2 separate regions of the Homo sapiens genome follow, and region 2 is linked to region 1. A link is an interaction called in ENCODE POLR2A ChIA-PET data of the cell type or tissue named here. Cell type or tissue: PC-9. All regions are shown on one strand. Each heading gives the region's core, and the rest is flanking DNA. Links, peaks and the distances in the headings are about the cores only.

Evidence for each region. Peaks named below come from ENCODE experiments on the same cell type or tissue, not always from the same donor. Only the 100,000 strongest peaks of a DNase experiment are listed, where the experiment ranks them.
Region 2: POLR2A ChIA-PET joins it to region 1 with 14 read pairs; 2 of 35 experiments call an interaction of 5 or more read pairs at or near these places.

Annotation. Positions count from the first base shown.
Region 1 is chr2:9,893,127-9,898,506 of GRCh38, reverse strand. The region is part of intron 8 of TAF1B (TATA-box binding protein associated factor, RNA polymerase I subunit B); the gene reads right to left. Among named protein-coding and RNA genes, the nearest start is that of TAF1B, 52 kb to the right of the region's middle. In PC-9, for the core only: no CTCF peak of the experiment used is centred there; DNase peaks (open chromatin) are centred at 506, 936 and 2,606; H3K4me3 peaks cover 689 bases; H3K27ac peaks cover 4,211 bases.
Region 2 is chr2:9,757,725-9,763,104 of GRCh38, reverse strand. It overlaps LOC100996549 (a long non-coding RNA gene), which reads left to right. Exons shown (of 3, transcript XR_241267.4): 3 at 3,806-4,515. Among named protein-coding and RNA genes, the nearest start is that of TAF1B, 83 kb to the left of the region's middle. RefSeq lists an enhancer at 5,345-5,380. In PC-9, for the core only: no CTCF peak of the experiment used is centred there; no DNase peak of the experiment used is centred there.

The DNA.
Region 1 (5,380 bases), core at 194-5,193:
ACAGAATCCTGTTTAAAACAACACATACTTAATAAGGTATAACAGCATTTTGTTTTATACTGACCCTTTGGTTATCTGCTAATTCTACCTCAAATCTTCTGTGGAACAAGGTGGAATAACAAAAGACAGACATAGAGATAAGGCTTATATAATGCACTGCTCAAAGCGTAATCTCCATCAGAATCACTTGCAAGATGCTTACGAAAAACATCTTCTTAGAGCCCACACTATACTTAACTGAATCAATTTCTGACACTGGGTCTAAGAATCTGCAGTTTAAACAAGCTCTCCAGGATATTCTTATGCATACTAAAGCCTGAGAGCCTCTAGAGATTAATGAAATTGCTATGGATCCCCAGAAAACAGAATATGCCGGTTGTAGGAAACAAAAAATAAAATGCAGAGGCTACTTTTCTTGTAGACAGGAGGAAGTGCTCAGATAGTTTTACTCTCCAAGTTTGGAAAGAGAAGCACACATACACATTCCAGTGAGGCTGAGATGATGGTAGCTGGGGGCGGGGTGGGGGGTTGGGGGAAGTGGGCCAGGAACACAAGAAAACACCAGCTGGCTTCTCTCCCTCATGCTGTCTGGGAGGGAAGAGTAGAAATGAGGGAACCTGATCATTATGTTCACTTCAACTTCCCTCAAGTAGATTTGAAACCTGTCAGGTTATTATTCTAATAAAGATTGTACAAAAAATCCCAAGCATTACATGTGGCCTACAGAGTAAGAAGGTGAACAAATCTAGAGTCAGGTTTGAAGATTCTGGGCAGATCAAAACAATCCAATAAGGCCCTCATTTGAAGGTGCTTAAGAAGTGACTGACAGCTCTGGACGAGTCTTTTTCTTCCTTCAACCAAAAGAAACCCAGTTTCACAAAGGGTGTAAGATTGCTCCAAGCAAAATGAATCATCCTGGCTAAGTGCCACGCAGTGGGTTTGGCTGACCCAGTATTACATCTTTTCTTTTTACTCATTCAGGGAGAAGATCAGAATGCTGTTGATCAACATTCAAAATATTGGAGATGTACTTCAGAACAAATTTCCAGTTTCCTCTTTATCCCTTCTTGCTGCGTCTAGTGAGGGATGATGAAATGACTAATTCTTGAGAGGACTGAGAAACACTGCCAAGGACTGTGGTAGAATAGTATCTATGTTACATATTATCTATTTTTAAACTGATCTGTAGGTTTAAAATATATCAAGAAAATCAAGGCTGAAAAGATAGAAGTAGCCCTATTTTAAGTCACTGACAGAATAAATTGTATCTAATACAGACAAGTATATCTAGACCCAATACTTTGGTTCAATCAGTGATCTGATTATTTGGTATGCTGTGAAGAGATGGTGCCCCTGAAAGGTACTAGATTTTCAGTTTATTCTACCAGGTAAACTGAAAGATTTTTGCTAGAAGTAAATAGGGCTTCAAGTCAGCACCATACTCCAGAAAGTTGAGTCACAAATGAAGCAGCAGAAGAGGCAGAGGCAGAAAAAGGAGAAGAGGGTTATCTCCAAATTAATTTAAGTAAATGAAATGAACTGGCTATCTACTTGGGCTCAGGAATCACAACTCAGAAAAAGGAGATGGCTGGAAAGACTAAAATTTAATTTGCACACCTATCTCCTCTCCTGAGCTCTGCTCTGCTCTTAAGTCAGGATAATGGCAGGAAGACTCAGACTCTCATGGCCTGCTTAGAAAAAGAAAAACCACATCAACACTCTCTGTATTCCATGTCCCTCTGCTTTAAGTGAGTTTTGCCAGATTTGTTGTTATTAAGACAGAGGGGCCACTGAAATACTAACAGAACAACTTAATGGAAAGAAAGCTCAGCTGGGATAAAGGTTTGAAAAGGGTTTTTAAAGCTTTTTTTTTTTTTTTTTTTTTTGGTTTTTAGATGTGCTCTCAACTTTCTGGAATAACAAAAATAAAACAAAACCAAACACAGAAGGAAAACAGTCCCCAGCAGCCCACACACAAAACTCCACTGGCATATCTTCATCGCCATCTCCTAGCACAATTGCACCTTTTGTCATTTCTGGTGGAGGTACAGCTGCTGAAGAAGCCAAGACTTAGCGGAGAAAGCTAAGGCATGGAAGGGGGGAAGAAAATGCTTCCTTTGTTAATGAAAAGCCGTTTCCATTTAAAAGTTTCAACATACTATAGAATAGTGAATGCACTTTTGTGAGCAATAGCAAAAAGCACACAATGAAGAAAAGCTGCCTGTCAATTAAATCAACAGTCATCTGAAGGCAACACAAACCTCCTCTTCTTGAAAAAAGAGGGAAGGAAGGGAGGGAAGCAGGGAGGGAGTGTGGACATTTACTACACTTGGCTGAGGATGTGTCTAAAAGGAATAATAAATGTGACATACAGGGCTTCTCGAGTGATACAGGTCCATTTCATTACAATAGTAAGAAATCACAAGTTTAACATGTTTTTTAAAAGACCACAAAGCTACAATAAATTGTTCCAGCATGCATTAAAAACGGAGTGCTTGGGAAAGCATTTTATTGAATTTCACAAATATTACAGCGAGTTTACTTTCCTTCGTGAAGCAATACTTTAAGACAGGTAAGGACAGGCTAGAGTTTCTGTTACACAACAGCAGGCTCCTGTGATAAACCTGATTACAATACCCTGTCAGAGGCAAACTTCCTGCTCAGCTATTTAAAAAAAAAAAAAAAAAAAAAAAGAGTGCAGTGCCTCACCCTTACTTATTCTTATTGTTGTTTTGAGGCAGATTCAACTGAGAAAAAGCTAATGCAAAGTGCACCTGTTAAACCAAACTGTTATCAAGACTCTCCATAACAAAGGAGAATTAACAAGGAATAAAACTATCAGAAGTAATGACAAAGCACTGTAATTATTTATGGAAAAAGAATAAAATGAATTCCACATGTATCATGATGCATAAATAGTTCACCTTGCATTTTTAATCTGCTAGACTTTTCTTAATGACAGTAAACCTACCATGTAGTAGAAAAAATACTTTTTTTTTTTCTTTTGAGACAGGGTCTCACTCTGTCGCCCAGGCTGTAGTGCAGTGGCACAATCACAGCTCACTGCGGCTTCCACTTTCTGGGCTCAGGTGATCCTCCCACCTCAGCCTCCTGAGTAGCTGGGACCACAGGCAGGTGCCGCCACGCCCGGCTAATTTTTGTGTTTTTTTGTAGAGCCAGAGTTTCACCATGTTGCCCAGGCTGGTCTCAAACTCTGGGGCTTAAGGGATACTCCCGCCTCAGCTTCCCAAAGTGCTGGGATTACAGGCGTAAGCCACCATGCCTAACCACAAAAAATTTTTTTTGTGTTCAAAATCTAGTCTTCTGGGAGTTTGTGGTGAACACATTGCTTTATGTGAAATATAGTCTTGGCCCTGAGGATGAGGCCTTTTTAGAAACGCGTTGTCAACTTGTACAGACAAACACAAACCTTATGAACAAATACAAAATTATGAACTGCTGACCAATGAGGATTTGCCAACTGAACAGGAGATAATAATTTGTTTTGGCCCCAGGATCAGAGCTGGTAAAAACCTATTGGAGTCCTCCTTAATATGTGCCTGTTCTCCAAACGCTCTGCTGATTGTTGCATAGCCATGTTCCAATTTCACATATCTGTGGTAATGAAGTTTAAAAGATGGTATCGAGAAGACTAGATAATCTCAAAATAATTTCTATTTGATTTTGGAAGGGTCATGTGATTACTCTTGCAGCAGATTTACCTCTGCCGTTACTCGGTTTAGTTTAGGCTAGTGTAACACCAGGTTCCCATTCTCTCCTCCTGGGAGGGACAGGTGAGGGAAGCCCCAGGTATACTGGGTACTGGGGCATACTGGCCCAGGATGAAACAAAATCACAGGTAATCCACACAAAATTATCAGCTTCACTTAGCAAACATGAGGTATGATTCTAAAAGAAATATAAATGTAGCCTCAGATACATTTTCTAGCCTGAGTAATTCACTGTTGGTTTCAGCATACTGGTAAGAATATGAACTGCTAACTTTTTCATATGAATGATACTGACACACCCATAACTCTTATTTTTAAATGTCCTTGCTAACAAGCAGAAGTTATATCCTTTATATATTTACCACTAAAATTTAATAGAATGTTTTTTCTTTAAATTTCTCTTAACCAAATGCCACTATTTAGTGGCCTTCTGATATATTGTATAATAAATATATCAGAAGCAGTCTAGAAATTTCCTACCTATGTGAGAAAAACTCCCCAACAGATCAATTTGAATTTTTCTGAAAATAGTGTTTAAACTTACTGTTTTATAGCTATTTCAAATCATGTAATCAATAAACACAGACTGAGTCCTTATTTTGTAGACGGAATTATAGTAGGTCTTATAGAATCTATAATATAGATAATAAAATAGAAGCATTAAATACGGTCTTTATGCTCAATTTACACTTTTAGTTAAGGATGTAAGACATATACAAACAAATCATGCATGACATACTGTCTTCTACTCCTCTCTTTTATAAATTCTATTTAGACAACATCCTTTAGCTGCCTTTAAAATTCTGAAAAATGCAAAAGAATACATATACTATATCTGTAAGCTATGAAGCCTGGTAATAATAAATGCCTATGAATCCACTACCCAACTTAAGAACTAAAACATTGCCAATATGGTTGTATCTACTAGTATACTTCCTCCCTATCCCATCCCTCTGTCTCTGCCTCCAGAGGTAACTAGTTTACTGAATTTTGCTCATTGTTAACTTGCCTTTTAAAAAGACAGTATTATACCATAGTATGTAGTTTTCTGAGCTTTGCCTTTTTTTTAAAGTTATGATTATTATTTGAGACAGGGTCTTGCTCTGTCGTCCAGGCTGGAGTGCAGTGGCATGAGCATAGCTCACTGCAGCCTCGACCTCCCAAGGCTCAAGCAATCTTCCCACTTCAGCCTCCCTAGTAGCTGAGACTACAGGGCGAGCCACCACGTCTAGCCTGAGCTTTGCCTTTCACACTCTATATAATGTTTCTTAGGTTCATTCACGTTGCTTGCAGCTGCAGTTCATGAATTTTCATAGTGGTTTACTGTACCATTATATGACTATATCACATTTTTTCCATTTTCCTGTTGATAGACATTTAGATTGTTTCTGGTTTTGTTTGGCTTATTTTTTCATTACCTAGCTACCTTGTTTTAGTCTTTTAAAGTACTCAGGAGTAATGGGTCAGGATGGATATAACTTATAATCAATGACGCAGAAATAAAATTACACAGATACACAAGTAGGTAGGTAGACAGATAGGAAAAATGGCACAAATGATCAAACAATGGCATAAAATGCTAACAACAGTTAACTCTGGATACAGGATATATGGGCATTCTTTGTACTACTCTTAGTTTTGCAACTTTT
Region 2 (5,380 bases), core at 58-5,057, 140 kb after region 1:
GGACAACATGCACAACCGTATGTGCTGGCCCTGCCCATGTACCACACGATCTGCTCAGAAAACCTGGAAAATGCCTGATCCTGGCACAAAGCACAGCCCTTTAGTCCCAGTTCTTCGCCAGGTGATTTCCTCCAGGCCTTAGTCTTCCCGGACAAGGCCTTAGGCTTTAACAGTGGGGAAGGCCTTCTGGTGCTGCAGCCCCTGGGCGACTGCTCTCTGGGGTGAGGGCCCAGCCAGCAAGCCCATGACCATAGGACTGAGGACATCCCTTCCCCTGTACCCACCTTAGTCACCTCCCACCCGGCACTAGTGGGTCCTCACCAATTTTATTTGAATTGAGCCTAGTTCATTCTGGAGGTTGAGACTAAACATCCTTATTGAGCAGGTGTCTTGGAGACCCCCGAAGGCCACAGGCTTATTTTTGCCCCAAGAGTGCAGTAAGATCCTAAAATTGAAGTGATCTTTCTTGCCCTCCTAGACTGACTAAAAGTCCTGGTGGAGACAGGCTGAGGAGTCCTGCACTTACGTCTGAATGTTCTGTTAGTTGGGTTTTCACATTCAGAGTACACTGTGGAGATAATCACCTTCTAGCTTTCTGGAAACTTCCTAGGTTTACTCCCTGGTGCATTGCTCCTCCAAGTTATAATTCTAGAAACTCATTCCTTTGCCTTTGGCAATAATAACCCAGATCCCGGGACTCCAAATGGAAAAGAACAGGCTGCATTTCCAGACTTCTGGTGTGGAGGGGGAAGCCAGACAGAATCATTCTGGCTGTGAGCTGCAGCGGTGCTGTCCATGCCAGGCCAAATGCATCAATCCCTAATGATGACTTGAAGCGTTATTAGGATCCAGGTGACCTCGTCATCACAATCCTCTCTGAGCGGTAAAACTGGAAAAAAAAAATAAGGCAGATTGTGCTTGGGACTAGGGAGCCCCTGAGACGAGTTACACCCAGCACTTCCAATGTCTGGGAGCCCCCAGGAAGCACCCTTTGGAGAAAGCGTAAGTCAGTTCCCTAAAAGGAACTAAAGATGTGTTCCATCCCACTGTGCAAACCAAATTAATGCTGCATGCTGAAGGCCTTCCTTGCCAAGATAGAGGTGGATTTCTATTAGTCACTGAGGGCCATTTGCCTGGATGCAAATGGCCTTGCTGAGCTGGTGCGATGTCCAGCTGGGGGTTTTGGGGAGCAGTCAGCCCCGTGCATGTGTATTTAATAGTCATCAGGGCTTTCTCTTTTGGCTTCGAGGCTAAGCTTATTATCCAAGGAACAAATGGAATATGAAGGCTGCCTCAGCACCGCCAGAGCCCATTAGGAGATGTGCTATGAAGCAAAGGCGGCGCGTTGACAGGGCTGCAGAGAAAGAACTTGGAAGCAGAGGCAGGAAAGGGAGGGCGGCTTCCGTCCCAGCATCCCTGAAATGGCTTGCTGTGAGTTCAGCAAGCCACACTGACACCACGCACCTTCCCCGTGCCTGGAGCTCATCTGCAAACAGATTATCTTGCAGACAGAACCTCCAAAGGGCCCTGTCATCCTACAGCACATCGTCATTCTCACTCAGAAGCAGGGGACGTGGGGCCTTTTGTCTAACACTCAACAACATAAACGTCTGTTTTCTGTTTTTCTCCCCTCTACTCTTTAGACAATAAACAAGAACCATCTGACATTTTTCTTAGCTTGTATATTTCAAACTCAATCCACCTTAAGCATCCTACCTGACCCTCCCCAACCCTCCTTCCCTCCCGTGTTCTCTTTCCCTTTGGAGTCCTTACAAACTCTCCCTCTAGTTCGATGGTTCAGAGAAGACTGAGAGCTGGGCCTGGGCCTTGAAAACTTCCCAGTGGTTTTCTACTGCACTCACACCCTCAGGCACCTGGTGGGGTAGATCCCACCTTTTCGATGTCCCCTTCTCTCCACCGCGGCCACCTACTCAGACCACTTGCGCTTTGCACCTGGAGCATGACAGTAGTCTCCTAACTGTCCCTGACCACAAGCCACACCCTCTGCCATCTTTCCTCTGTTTGCTGCCAGAATGATGTTTCTGAAATACACAAGAGACCTTGTGGCTATCTTTCTCCCTCCCTCTCTCTACCCCTGCTTTCCTCCCGCCTCTACCCTCCTCTACTCCCTCTTTCTACCCCTGCTTTCCTCCCGCCTCTACCCTCCTCTAGTCCTTCTTTCTACCCCTGCTTTCCTCCCGCCTCTACCCTCCTCTACTTTCTAAGCATCTGCTATGACCAGCCATTGTTCTAGGTTTACAGATCTACAGGGTGGGGCAAGAAGACATCATATCCTCTGTCTTTTGGAGATCATAGAAACATTTGCTCTGGGGAAATGCTAAGTAGCAACCTACACCATTAATTGTTTAAAAACGACTGTGACTCAGTGCCAGGAAGAAGACTTTGTAAAAGGTAATGTGAAAATGTTTTCCCTGCTCAGAATCTTCCAGTGGGATGAACATGATGTGTCAATGCAAGCTTATTATTGTAACAAATGTACAACTCTGGTGGGGGCAGGGGCTCTATGGGAACTCTCTGTACCTTCTGCTCAATTTTGCTGTAAACCTAAAACTGCTCTTTATAAAAGGTCTTCTTTTTTTAAGTCTCCCAGTGGCTCAGCATACAAAACCCATGACAGAGGGCTGGGCTGAGCTTTTCCCACATCCACTGTGTTCCCTAAGGTCCGTCTCCGCAAACCACTCCTTGTTTGAGTACCCAATGCTCCCGTGCCCCAGTTCCTTCAACAGCCTCTCTCTACTTCCTGCATCTTCTTTTCCTTCCCTTGGCTACCTTCTCCTTTGAGAAACTCAGATGTCACCTCCTCCAAGAAGCCCTCCCTGATATAACCAGGCTGGATTAGGTGCCTCCCCTCTGTGCTCCCAGACCTCCCTCTGCCTGTCACTGTCATTGCATCACCTTGTAACTGTACATATCTGCCACTGCCACCAACTCCCACTGAACTAAGAGTGCCCTTAAATAGGGACAAACAGAATCTTTTAGCATAGTTACTGAAACACATGTAGGCTTCAGTAAATGAATGGATGCAAAATAAAGCTAATAGTATCTGGTTAGAAAAATAGATATCTTTGAGTTTTTACTAAAGTTCTAGGGATTGCAAGAATGAGCTTCCTGCCTACCTTTGCCTCTAACAGCAATGCTGCAGTTGAACCTGACAACCTGTTACCATGATGTAGAGAAGCCAATGCAACAGAAGAGAGTAATGTTTAATCTAGTCTTTGTGACTTGGCTCTCGTATCACTAAAAATTGTATTTGTGATAAGTAAATAAGAGTCATTAAACATCAAATGCAATTTAAGTGCTCCGGAAGGCATGCTCCTGGGTTTCAAAACCTCTGTGGATGTAAAGAACCCCCTAGAATAGGAGTTGGACAGTCCTGGGCTCCTGGTCAACTCCCACACTCAGTCCTTAAGGTGGAGGTCACATTGTGCTCCCTCACAGGTGGTCCAATGAGACCATGTGGGTGGAAGCACTTTGTAAACATAGGGGCTCAACAAATGCTAAATGTCACTCATGAAATTGCATCCTAAAGCAAATAAATAAGCACACTTCTTTTGTCTAAATAGCTATGTGTAGCCTTGGAGTTCTGGCTAGGGAGTCACCCAACCCCTGGTTTTGCCCCTTGTGGCAACATCTGAGATGCTGGATACAAAGTTGGATACAAAGCAGGGTGGGGTCTGTTCTGTAAAGAGCTACAGGCAGCTGAGGGCTCAGAACGGTGGACACTGTTGGAGAGACCAGAGAGGTGAAGTGAGGAGACTCCCTTCCTTCTTTCTTTCTTTTCCAGAACCCACATTGACCAGAGACTTTGCAGCCAGCTCACCCCTCCAAATCCCCGCCCTGGAGTCCCTGACCCAGGAATTTCTGCATCAGGCTGCTCAAACCTGAATTTGACAAAATTTCAAAGCGCTGTATCTTTATGTTGATAAGACAACGGATAAAGTGCCATACTTGGAACCTAGATCACTCAATGTTGCCTGTAGCTGAGTCCACTTCTGTCACTCACCCTGCATTGCCCTGCCAGGAGCAAGGGAGAGAAAGCCAGCCAGAAGGCATGGGCATGGGCTCAAATCTGGCTTCTCCTGTGGCCACTGTGAAAGTTGATCATACAAAGGTCACTGTTGTCATAGCCAAGCAGAGTTATGAGACCACAGGAAAAAGCACTTGGACCACGTAACATTGCTCCAAGAGTATAACTGTCTCCAACCCTGGCTGCTGGAACAAGTGTTGCAACCTGAAACCGGTTTGATCTAATAGCTACAGAAACAACCTGCGGAAATCTAAGACTAGTTTCACCCACTCACCAATCAGAGCTTGCCGGATCCCCAAAACGTTGCTAGTGCTAATGAACTTGCTTTCCTAACAATCCATAACATTTCTCATTTTTATGAAACCTACAACCTTCTCTTTGCTCTTTGGACATACTGAAGACCACCCAGTCTGTGTGTATGCCCCAAACTGAAATTCTTGCTCCCCAAATAAAACATTTTAAACTTAGAGATTTGTCTGTATATTTTATTTGACTTTGACAGCACCAGGGGCTCCGGCACAAATCTCCTCCTTCAAGCCCTTTTCTACACAGTCCCGTGGGTCTACCCTGAAAGAAGCCTGATGACGGCTCAAAGACACAATGTTACTGGGAGGTAAATTCAGGATTACTTGACCGAATGGCCCACCCGAGGTCACGGAGGCTGCTGGAGGAACAGAAAATGGTCTTCACCAAGTGAAGCATTGTCGGTCTTGGCCTGTGTCTGGCTGGAGAATGTTAAAATTCTGGGGACACAACAGAAAAGGCACAGTTGTGGGGACCAGGCCAATGTCAGCGTGAGAACTGGCTCCATCCCCCTCCCATGAACCAGCTCTGCGGCCAAGGCAGGTCTGCATTTCCTGGTCTGTGACACGGAGTCAGTAACATTGCCTACTTCCCGGGGCTATTTCCAGAGAAGTGAGGGAATGGGTGTGGAACGCCTGCCATCTGCGGAGCCCCGCATGAAACGTCTCTGTCTTTCCAGCCAGCCCTGAGCCAGGGAAGGGACTGGAAGCACAGCGGGTGGCTGAGGCGGGCTTTCGGCAGCTTACCCCCAGCCTTGCCCCTCCCCGCCTGCTGAAACACAATCTATGGTTGTCGCCTTCCTGGAGATGTTAGCCGCCCCCTCCAGAGGTGGTTCCAAATCTATTTCTCATTTGGCTGATTTAGGAGAGGCTGCGAATCGGTCGCTATGGTTTCTTTATTTTCTCCTGACAGCTTAGGAATCATTTTTCCAATTATTCCCAGGGGAGGAAAAAGAAGTGGAGGAAGCCAGTGTTTGGAATGAGGGGAAGCTCACGGATCTGAAATGCAACCTCTTCTGCAGGAGACCCG